Regions from separate parts of the Homo sapiens genome. Here region 1 is linked to region 2. A link is a loop called in an ENCODE intact Hi-C map of the cell type or tissue named here. Cell type or tissue: IMR-90. All regions are shown on one strand. Links, peaks and the distances in the headings refer to the core of each region. The heading gives the core; the rest is flanking DNA.

Region 1 (6,245 bases), core at 475-5,474, 150 kb after region 2:
TCTCCACAAAATAACATAACATTTAGTTACACAGAGGCCCTCCTAGATGCCATGACACCCCGGTAGCAAGAGCACACCAAGAACCCAAATCTTGGTTTCTAATACAAGTTGATTATCCTTATCCTTATCCTTATCCTAAATGCTTGGGATCAGATGTGTTTTGGATTTCAAGGTTTTTGTTTTGTTTTGTTTTGAGACAGAGTCTCACTCTGTTGCCCAGGCTGGAGTGCAGTGGCATGATCTCAGCTCACTGCAACCTCTGCCTCCTAGGTTCAAGTGATTCTCCTGCCTCAGCCTCCCGAGTAGCTGGGATTACAGGCACACATCACCATGCCTGGCAAATTTTTTGTATTTTTAGTAGAGATGGGGGTTTCACCATGCTGGCCAGGCTGGTCTTGAACTCCTGGCCTCTTGATCTGCCCACCTTGGCCTCCCAAAGTGCTGGGATTACAGGTGTGAGCACCGTGCCCAGTTGGATTTCAGGGGGTTTTTTGGATTTCAAAGTATTTGCATATACATAATGAGATATCTTGGGGATGGGACTCAAGTCTAAACACAAAATTTATGTTTCATATATGCCTTTACACATAGCCTGAAGGTGATTTATACAATATTTTAAATAATTTTGTGCACGCATCATGTGAGGTCAGGTGTGAAATTTTCCACCTGTGGTGTCATGTTGGTGCTCAAAAATTCTCAGAATTTTCCAGTTAGGGATGCTGAATCTGTACCCTTCTCCTTTAAAAAGGACCAGGGTTCCTTGGAGAAATGGCTTAATCTAGGACTAGGGCAAGAAATAGACAAGATCCACTTTGGGAGGCCAAGGCGGGCAAATCACGAGGTCAGGAGTTCGAGACCAGCCTGGCCAACATGGTGAAACCCCGTCTCTACTAAAAATACAAAAAATTAGCTGGGCAGGGTGGCGGGCGCCTGTAATCCCAGCTACTCGGGAGGCTCAGGGAGGAGAATCACTTGAACCCAGGAGGTGGAGGTTGCAGTGAGCCGAGATTGTGCCACTGCACTCCAGCCTGGGCGACAGTGCGGGACTCCGTCTCAAAAAAATAAAAATAAACACTGGGTGTGGTGGCTCACGCCTGTAATCCCAGCACTTTGGGAGGCCGAGGCGGGTGGATCATGATGTCAGGAGATTGAGACCATCCTGGCTAACACAGTGAAACCTCGTCTCTACTAAAAATACAAAAAATTAGCTGGGTGTGGTGGTGCGCGCCTGTAGTTCCAGCTACTAGGGAGGCTGAGGCAGAGGAGTGACATGAACCCAGGAGGCAGAGCTTGCAGTGAGCCGAGATGGCTCCACTGCACTCCAGCCTGGACGACAAAGCGAGACTCCATCTCAAAAAAAATAAATAAAATTAAAAAAAATTAAAAAATAAAAATAACAAAATAGACAAGATCAGCTTAGAACATCTTGTAGTGCCAAAAAAAAAAAGTAAAGAAGGGCTTTAACAAAAAACCCACAAAATGGGACTATGTCAAAGGGGCATAGGAGTCACCTAAAAGAGCTAACAGTGATCAAAGTTGGAATAATTTGAAAAAGAAAATAAGTAAAGTATAAAGTAGTATTGAATTATAACTCAGAGTATAAAATAAATATCCACGGGCTGATACTGGTATGAATAAATGATTGAATAAATGAATAAATGATTGAATAAATAAGTAAATGGAGAAGAGACAAATCTGTACAGAAGAACTCCAAATAATGTATGTCAATACTCCACTTTCCTCATGGTGAAACACAACTCCCTAATCCTTAAGTGTGGGCTGTGCATGCCTTTCTTCCAAGAAGTACAGTACTTCCAAGAAGTGCAGAAGAGTTCGGGGAGAAGTAACTTCACAGTGGAGAAACCTGACAGCCAGGTAGGTTGTCAGGGGTAACATCAACAGTGATAAGTCATGTTGATAGTGTGTTTCAAGGGCTATGTTGTGATAAAAGTGGCACTTTATCTCTGTGATCCTCCTGTCCAAATCCCATACTCCCAGTCTAATTATGAGAAAAGCATCAAATTCCAAGAGAGGAGAGGCATTCTACAAAATACTTTACAGGTGCTCCTGAAAATGGTCAGGATTATCAAAAACAAGAAAAATCTGAAAAACCATTACTGCCAAGAGGATCCTTAAGAGACATGATGACTAAATGTAATGAAGTTTGTTTTTTTAAAAAACCACAAAACTGAGTCCCTCAAGAATTTTTTTAAACCTAGAAGTCACATACTTTGCAACTTTTATTAGATTTTAGATCGCATCCCACTCTTGAATGCATATTTCCCCGGGAGCAACCCATGTTTTAAAAAATTTAGTAAAGGAGGATATCAGATAACCAGTTCTTACAAACAGGCCCAACATTTATTATGTTGCATTTGCTGCCATCTGAAGGCCTACTCACACAAATGGTAGAAAGTTGTGTTTATTAAAATCTTAACTTCTTTAATATTTCAAATTTTTAAACTTCAGGGTAAACAAAATTCTTATGAAAATACTGACACTGTACCTTAGAATGTATAATTTAACTGAAGGAAGCGTGTGTATGTGTGTTTGGCCTACTCTGTAAAAATAAAGAATATAGCATTAATATTATTAGGCCCAGTTAGTCTATTCTAGTATAGTTACTGGTACAAAAGTAACACTGGGCCAGGTGCAGTGGCTCACACCTGTAATCCTAGTACTTTAGGAAGCTGAGGCAAGTGGATCACTTGAGCCTGGGAGTTTGAGACCAGCCTGGCAACATGGCGAAACTCCTTCACTATTAAAAATACAAAAATTAGCCACATGCGGTGGCATATGTCTGTAGTCCCAGCTACTCGGGAGACTGAGGCAGGATGGTCACTTGAGCCCTGGAGGTGGAGGTTGCAGTGAGCCGAGATTGCACCACTGCACTCCAACCTGGGCGACAGGGTGAGACCCTGTCTCAAAAAAAAAAAAAAAAAAAAAAGTAACACTGTATTATTGTAATTCAGGGGAAGTAGTTTTGATATAAATCTAATAACTTTATGTAAAAAGTCTTCTTATTCTTTGATGTAATTCTAACAAATTTTTTATAATTTAAAGGGAGATACTGGTTTCAAATAAGTTATTTCTCCATTTTCAGAATAATTTTTCCTCACACACTCGAAAGATGATTTTATTATCTTTTTATTATTAAAGCAGATATTATCAGGGCCATATATTAAGAGCATTTATTGCCTCTACAACCAGATATAGGTGGCGGGGGGTTATGTTCTGAATATTTTTCTTTACTGACAGACATACTTAGTATAACAAACATATTAATTTGCAGCATTCTAATTAAAAAGTGAAAATGTGCGTGCTGTCAGACCCAATCTTAAACAGGTTCAGCCTTATCAACTAGAGGAATTTAAAACCTTACTTCATGATGCCTTTGTCTTTGATTTATAGTTGGTCGTTCGTATCCATAGGTTCCACACCTGCAAATTCAATCAGCCACAGATTGAAATTATTTGAAATAGAAAGCAGTATAAAAAATATTACAAAATACAGCATAACAACTATTTAGATAGCATTTGTAAGTAATCTAGAGGTTATTTAAAGTATGCAGGAAAAAAGTATAAAGAAGAAAAAAGACTAGCTCTAAAATTCTTTATTTTTTCAAACAGATTTTTAATGAATCAGGTTATGTAAAGAAAGAAAATATTTAAACTAATATTGTTTGTAGCTAAACCATTATTTCATTGGTCTGTGATGTTCCAAACTTGTACCTTCCAACCATATGTAACCATGTTTCTATTTTCGCTGAAATAACTCAGTAGACCAAAGATGTTGGTGTTGGAATTGCATATGGCAGATAGTTCAAGTATATTCAAAGTAAATTCTAGTTAATATTAAGTACCTTTTAATGTTAGAAATTAAAAGAGCTTAGGAAAAGCTGTAGGATGAGAAATCCAATATAAACAGTTGTTTCAATCCTAGAGTATCTTCACCTTCACCCAGGCTCATCCCAGGACTGCAAAACGTCAAAGAATGAGCTAGCTTGGAGGAAATAATGTGGCTTGGATAATGACTCTTAGGCAGTTAACTTACCTAGATAGTGTCTTCAGGAGTTACATCTGCTATAATAACTATAATGCAAATGACAGTTTTTGAATCTATAGTACAAAAAGGAAAACATCAGGTACTACCTCAGTCTTATGAGTATACTTGCTCACATTGATAACAACATGGTAGCATTGCTTCTAAAAGAAATTTTGTGATACTGTATCTTAAATTCCATATTTTTCATGAGATAGCTGTCAGTTTACAGACAAATCTAAGTGATAATTTTGAGCCCCATTTTTACAAGTCATCTCAATAAGTAACTATTAAGTAACATATGTTAATAAGTAAAAATGTAAAAGCATTTGGTTGTAGTTTTATTGATATGTTTGCACATTGCAGAAATTCAGGAACAAATTTTATGAATACTTATGTTGCTATTTTTAAACAATATCTGAGATTATTCATTCAACTAAAACTTATTAAGCATTTAATATCTGTCTGGCATTCTTCAGGCACCAAGGATATTTCGTTGAACAAAACAAAATCTTTGTCACTATGGAGTTTACGTTTTGTGGTGGCATTGGAGTGAAGAGCTAGGGAATAAAAAAACAAGTCAATATGTAGTATGCCACTTGGTGGTAAGTCATTTGGAGAATGATGTAGTAGGGAAAGAGGAAAAGGGTGTAGCATCATGGGCTAGTGGGTAAGGGTTTATCTATTTCATATGTAGTGTGCTCAGGAAAATTCTTCAATAAATTGATTTGTGAGCAAAAACCTGAAGCAAGTGAAGGAGCAAGCTATGCTGATACCAGATAGAAAAGCATTCCAGGTACAAAGAACAGTAGTTGCAAAGGACCTGAGATAGGAACATAATTAGTGTATTCTAGAAACAGCAAGGAGGCCACTGTGGCTGGAGCAGAGTATGGAGAGAGAAGAATTTTAAGGTACATGATCAGTAGTGGAACAGGAGAGGCAGAAAATGATACTAAAAAATTAGGATCTCATAGAGACCATTGAAAAATCCTTAATTTTTATTCTCAGAGGAATAGGGGGAGCCATTGCAGGCCTTTGTCAGGATAAATTGTGAACCACTTTGAAGTGGACAAAAAATGACAAATGGGTGTCCTGTCTAGCTCAGCCATTGAGTTTATCTCTGTCTCATTTTGTGGGCAGGGTCGGGGGGGTGGGGAGGCTTTCTTTTTTTTTTTTTTAAGAGTACTGGAACTTAACAGAAAACTTCTTAAAAATGCAATTGAATCATAAACATTGATGTAAAAATCCTCAACAAAACCAAATTCAGCAGCATATCAGTGGGATTATATACTATGATCAAGTGCGTCTTATTCCTGGAATGCAGGGATGGTTCAACATATGAAAATTGTTCAATGTAATATACACATTAAAAGAATGAATGGGAGAAAACCACATGATTGTGTCAATTGATGCAGAAAAAACATTTGACAAAATTCAGCATTCTTTCATGATTTAAAAAAACACTAAAACTAGAAGTAAAAGGAGCCAGGTGCAGTGGTTCATGTCTGTAATTTTAGCACTTTGAGGAGGCTGAGGTGGGTGAGTCACTTGAGATCAGGAGTTTGATACCAGCCTGGCCAACATGGTGAAACCCCATCTCTACTAAAAATGTAAAAATTAGCTGGGCATAGTGGTGCGCACCTGTAATTCCAATTACTCAGGAGGCTGAGGCAGGAGAATCACTTGAACCCGGGAGGAGGGGGTTGCAGTGAGCCGAGATCATGCCACTGCATTCCAGCCTGGGTGACAGCAAGACTCCATCTCGGAAAAAAAATTAATAATAAATAAATAAATAAAAGGAAACTATTTCAACGTAGTAAAAGCCATATATGAAAAATACAGTGAATGTCATATTCAGTGGTGAAAGACTGAAAAGATTTTCCTCTAAGATCAGGAACAAGGCAAGAATTCCCACTTTCACCAATTCTATTAAATATCATACTGGATATTCCATCCAGAGCAATTAGGCAAGAAAAAGAAAAGGCATCCAAATTGGAAAGAAGTAAAGTGGTCTCTGTTTATAGATGATATGATCCTGTACATAGAAAACCCTGAAGAGTCAGCATTTTCATCTAACAACAATATGAAAAAGAAATTAAGAAAACAATTTCATTTACAATAGCATCAAAAAGAATAAAATACAAATAACCAAAGAAGTGAAAGATTTTTACAATGAAAACTATGAAACATTGCTCAAAGAAATT
Region 2 (5,072 bases), core at 1-5,000:
TAGTAGTAGAATCAGAACTTGATCCCTGGCAGTCCTCAGAACTTAGGCTCCAAAAATTTAATAGTATTTTTATAGAGAGAATATTTATTATGGAGTATATTGGAAGTTTAAGCACTAATGATCTAGCTTTTTAGTTGCTTCTTCAAGAAATAGTAAAAATGATAGTGAACACTTAGTGAGAGCTTACTATGTACCTGACAAGCACTTTCCATTTCTTAACTTATTTAATACTCTAAAATAACCCTAGGAGGAAGATACTATGATTAGCACCATTTTGTAGGTAAAAGCTCTAGAAAGATTTGATAACTTGCCCAAAATTACCCAGTAGAGCCTGCATTTTAAACCCAAAATCTGTCCACTTAACTAATAAGTTGTAAAAAGCCTGATAGTCTGTCTCCTAACCAGTATGCTGAACTGACTTTATAAAAGTAGTAATTCTTTGGATTTGTTTTCTCGAAATTGAGCTTCATTGGGAAATTAAAAACAGAAACTTTTCTTTTTTTGTATAAGCATTTAACACATAGGAAGCAGAACACTGGAACAAGCTAAAAGAAGTTTTAAAATGTTTTCCCCCAGGATCTCATTGCTAATTAACTCATGTCTTCTTCCAAACATCTAGTGCCCTTCGCAGTCTTACAAGTTGTCAAAAATAAAAGTATCATGAATCAAACAACAAATCTATGTTATATCTACAGTGAATGCTGTCCTTCTGACAATTGAGTTAATCAGGTCTCCCTGGCTAGTTTTAAAACTACCGCTTACAGCTATACAGGACTCCTTGTCTTTATGCTGCTTCCTGGGCCTGTATGCCCACTTCATTTACCTAACTCCTTTCTCATTGTTTAAAATTCAGTTTAGATGTTACTACTACCAAGAAGCCCTCCTTCATAAAACTCACCCTTTCTACTTGATTTGAATCCAGTCTACTCTTGTCGTTCCCTATGATTACCTCATAACATTAGTGCATTTTTTTCTTACCTGTTTCCTGCCTCTGTACCCCAGCATCTAACAAAGCGCATATCATTCAGTGTGTTTTTTAAATTGATGTGGGGAGAGAGGGTATAGGGGAATACAAATTTCTGCATAGTAAAAAGCACTGGGAACAAAGTCTAAAGACTGACAGGCCATAGAAAAATGTACTCATGTCACAAATGACTAGTTTCTTAACATACAGTAGTCCCCCTTTATCTGGAGAGGACACATTCCAAGAACCCCAGTGGATGCCTAAAACTACAGATAGTACCAAGCCCTATATACTGTTTTTTCCTATACATATATACCTATGATAAAGTTTAATTTATAAATTAGGCACAATAAAAGATTAACAACACTAATTAATAAAATAGAACATTATAACAATGAACTCTAATAAAAGTTATGTAAATGTGTGCTCTTTCCCCACCCCACCCCCCAAAAAAATCTTATTCTACTTTTTACTCACCTATTTTCAGACCGCTATTGACAGTGGCTAACTGTAAGCATGGAAAATGAAACCATGGATGAGGGGGGACTACTGTATAAAGCTGTATATAGCTCTTACAAATCAATAAGAAAGGCCAATAACCCAATAGGAAAATGAGCAAAAGGAAAACAGATCATTTGTAGAAAGGGAGAAATGTCTCAAACATTATAAAAAAGATGAGTCAGCCCCAATAGTAATAAGATGAATGCGAATTACAGAAATACTGTTTTTAACCTTTCAGGTTAGGTAAGACCAAAAAGTTGATGCAGTAGGGAAACAGACACAATGCTAATGGGATTATAAATTGGTAGATCCTTTTGAGTTGCTTGATGTTCTTCCAGAATTACAAGTACATATATATTCTATAACAGTTCCATTTCCAGGAATTTATCCTACAAATATACTAAAATGATTATTTACAGCATACACATTATTGCATTGTTTGTAAAAGAAAAAAATGGAGATACTCTGAGTGTACATCAATAGGGGGCAGACTAAATGAATTTTATTTATCCATTCAATTAGGTCCTCTGTAGTCATTAAAAAGAATGAGACAGCTCTGTGTTATAGGGTGAGCTTCCAGATATAATGTTAAGTGAAACAGCAAGGTGCAAAACAATGTGTATAGAATGATACCACTTGTGTTGGGAAGAAGAAGAAACTGCACTTGGGTATATGCTTTGTATATCAGCAGACTATTTCTGGGAAGATATCAGAGAACACAACAGTGATTATCTCTGGGAAGAAGCACTGATTGGTCATGGCAGGCTGGGGAACAAGTGTAGTAGAAGGGCATATTTTTTCACTGTCTACTCTTTAATCTTTTAATTTGTAATCTTGTGTGTACTACCTATGTATAAAAATAATTTGTAAAAGAATGAAAAGAATTACAAAGTAAAATATGAATTGTTTTGACAATCACAAAAAGCAAGTCACCAGCAATGAGCAAAATAAGGAAAGAACTCATTAATATTCATTGAATTTTTTTATTTTTTTTATTTTTATTTTTTTTTTTTGAGGCAGAGTCTCGCGCTGTCGCCCAGGCTGGATGGAGTGCAGGGCGCGATCTCGGCTCACTGCAAGCTCCGCCTCCTGCGTTCACGCCATTCTCCCGCCTCAGCCTCACGCGTAGCTGGGACTACAAGTGCTCGCCACCATGCCCAGCTAATTTTTTGTATTTTTAGTAGAGACAGGGTTTTACCGTGTATTGCATGTTTTTTATGTGCTAGATGCTTTACATATAATTACTTCATGTAATCTTCGTAAATCCTCTGAGAAATACCTAGTTTTAGCTGTATCGTACAAAGAGATTGATGGAGCCTTAGAAATGTTAGCATTCGGCTAATAAGGAAGCAAGGGTTTATTTGAAATCAGATCTTTTCTGTTTCCATAGTTGGGTTTTTTTCCCACCAAACCATCTGGCTTCCAATTAGTGACCATCTTTTATTAGTGAAAGTAAGTATAAGTGTACTTTAATAGTGAGCAGCAGTTACCAAAAATGTCCACAAGATGGAAATGTTAGACACAAGCAGATATTTTTCTTTGTAAAACATCATGCTACATATCCAAGTGGCATATTTAAATAGATGTGTCCTGTTTTGCAGTAACATTTCTTTAGTACTTTGTTATAGATAGATAGTTTCAGATATCACTTAATGTTTCTCTTTTCTCATAACAATAGTTGATAGGGCTTTTTCTGTACCAGGCAGTATTCTGGGTACTTTACATAAATTAATTCATTAAGTCTTCTCAACAGGCTGGGTGTGGTGGCTCACACCTGTAATCCCAGCTGCTTGGGAAGCTGAGGTGGGATAATCACTTGAACCCGGGAGTGAGAGTTTGCAGTGAGCCAAGATCACACCACTGCACTCCAGCCTGGGTGACAGAGTAAGATCCTGTCTCAAAAGTTTTCTCAACAAATAATATTATGAAGTATTTGCCATTATCATTTCTGTTTCATAAGTGAGGAACATAGGTGAAATAGCTTACAGTGTCACAGCTAGTAAGTGGCAGAGCTGGGATTCAAATTTTAGCAGTTATTGCCACCTATTTGAAAAAAAGATATTGGCTTGTATTGATAGTGTGATTTTGTTTATAAGTTTCACCTGGGCCGGGCCTGGTGGCTTATGCCTGTAATCCCCGCACTTTGGGAGGCTAAGGAGGGCGGATTGCCTGAGCTCAGGAGTTCGCAGTCAGCCTGGGCAACACGGTGAAACCCCGTCTCTACTAAAATACAAAAAATTAGCCGGGCATGGCAGCATGCACCTGTAGTCCCAACTACTCAGGAGGTTGAGGCAGGAGAATTGCTTGAACCTGGGAGGCATAGGTTGCAGTGAGCTGAGATCATGCCACTGCTCTCCAGCCTGGGCGACAAGAGCGAGACTCCATCTCAAAAAAAAAAAAAAAAAGTTTCACCTGTATATAAATTTAAGAATACTTGTAGTTAACGCTTCCCCCCCACCCCCACCCATTAAGACAGAGTCTCACTCTGTCGACCAGGCTGGAGTGCACTAGCGTCATCTCAGCTCACTGCAACCTCTGCCTCCCAAGTTCAAGTGATTCTCATGCCTCAGCCACCAGAGTAGCTGGGATTACAGGTGTGCACCACCACGCCCTGCTAATTTTGTATTTTTGATAGAGACGAGGTTTTGCTATGTTGGCCAGGTTGGTCTCGAACTCCTGACCTCAAGTGATCCACCTGCCTTAGCCTCCCAAAGTGCTGGGATTACAGACATAAGCCACTGCGCCCAGTCACCTCTCATTAGCTGATGTATCTTGGGTTTGTGTGCCCCCTTATTTCAATCTTAATATGTGTATGGAAAAAAGGACATTATGTCTTAAAATTTTAACTGTGAGTTGGTGACCAGAATTTTATTTTTAGTTGTAGGAAACATCTTAGATCCTCTCTTGGGAATTCAGACATTCTTCCCCTCCCCCAACCTGCACCCATGTTTAATGTTGTAATTCTTAAGTTATCCACATTTCATCATGGAAACATTGTCGTCAGGAAATGCCATATTTATTACCCTGTCATATATCTTAAACATGTGAGAAAAATACTTTAGTAAAAGTATTTGTTTTCTTTAGTTGCAGAGCTTGAAGTGAAAACCAGAGAAAAATTAGAAGCTGCTAAGAAAAAAACAAGCTTTGAGATTGCAGAGCTTAAGGAGAGATTAAAAGCAAGTCGTGAAACTATAAATTGTTTAAAAAATGAAATCAGAAAACTTGAAGAAGATGACCAAGCAAAAGACATATAAACAGTTCTCATGAGAACTTGGTAGTAAGCTAAACTGAAAATAAGGTGGGCTTCACTGGAGAAATGGACTTACTGCAAATGCTGTGATGTTTCTTAGAGGAACTTCATATACAGCTGTTGACCATGAATTTCTTAGCAATAGGAATTTGTACTATTTAAGCAATCTTTAATGGAAAATATGTGTGTAAGAATGGATGCTATATAGGTATTTTACCAACCCATTTTAAGAAAATTCTATGATATTAAGCACAGTTTTTAAAAATGTTTATTGTAGTATATGTATAGCTTATTACCCTTTTGACAGGCATCAAAATTTCATTATAAAGTATTACTTGTACAAATTTTGTACTTCTT

Evidence for each region. Peaks named below come from ENCODE experiments on the same cell type or tissue, not always from the same donor. Only the 100,000 strongest peaks of a DNase experiment are listed, where the experiment ranks them.
Region 1: it touches region 2 in a loop (8-fold over the local background); 2 of 110 quality-filtered maps call a loop at or near these places.

The regions. Positions count from the first base shown.
Region 1 is chr12:69,538,900-69,545,144 of GRCh38, forward strand. All of the region lies in intron 3 of FRS2 (fibroblast growth factor receptor substrate 2), which reads left to right. Among named protein-coding and RNA genes, the nearest start is that of SNORA113, 27 kb to the left of the region's middle. In IMR-90, for the core only: a CTCF peak has its summit at 2,382 (motif pointing left); a DNase peak (open chromatin) is centred at 2,242; H3K27ac peaks cover 307 bases.
Region 2 is chr12:69,385,598-69,390,669 of GRCh38, forward strand. YEATS4 (YEATS domain containing 4) reads left to right here. Exons shown (of 7, transcript NM_006530.4): 7 at 4,550-5,072. The coding sequence ends at 4,719. Among named protein-coding and RNA genes, the nearest start is that of YEATS4, 28 kb to the left of the region's middle. In IMR-90, for the core only: CTCF peaks have their summits at 1,965 and 2,970 (motif pointing right); DNase peaks (open chromatin) are centred at 2,984 and 4,424; H3K27ac peaks cover 398 bases.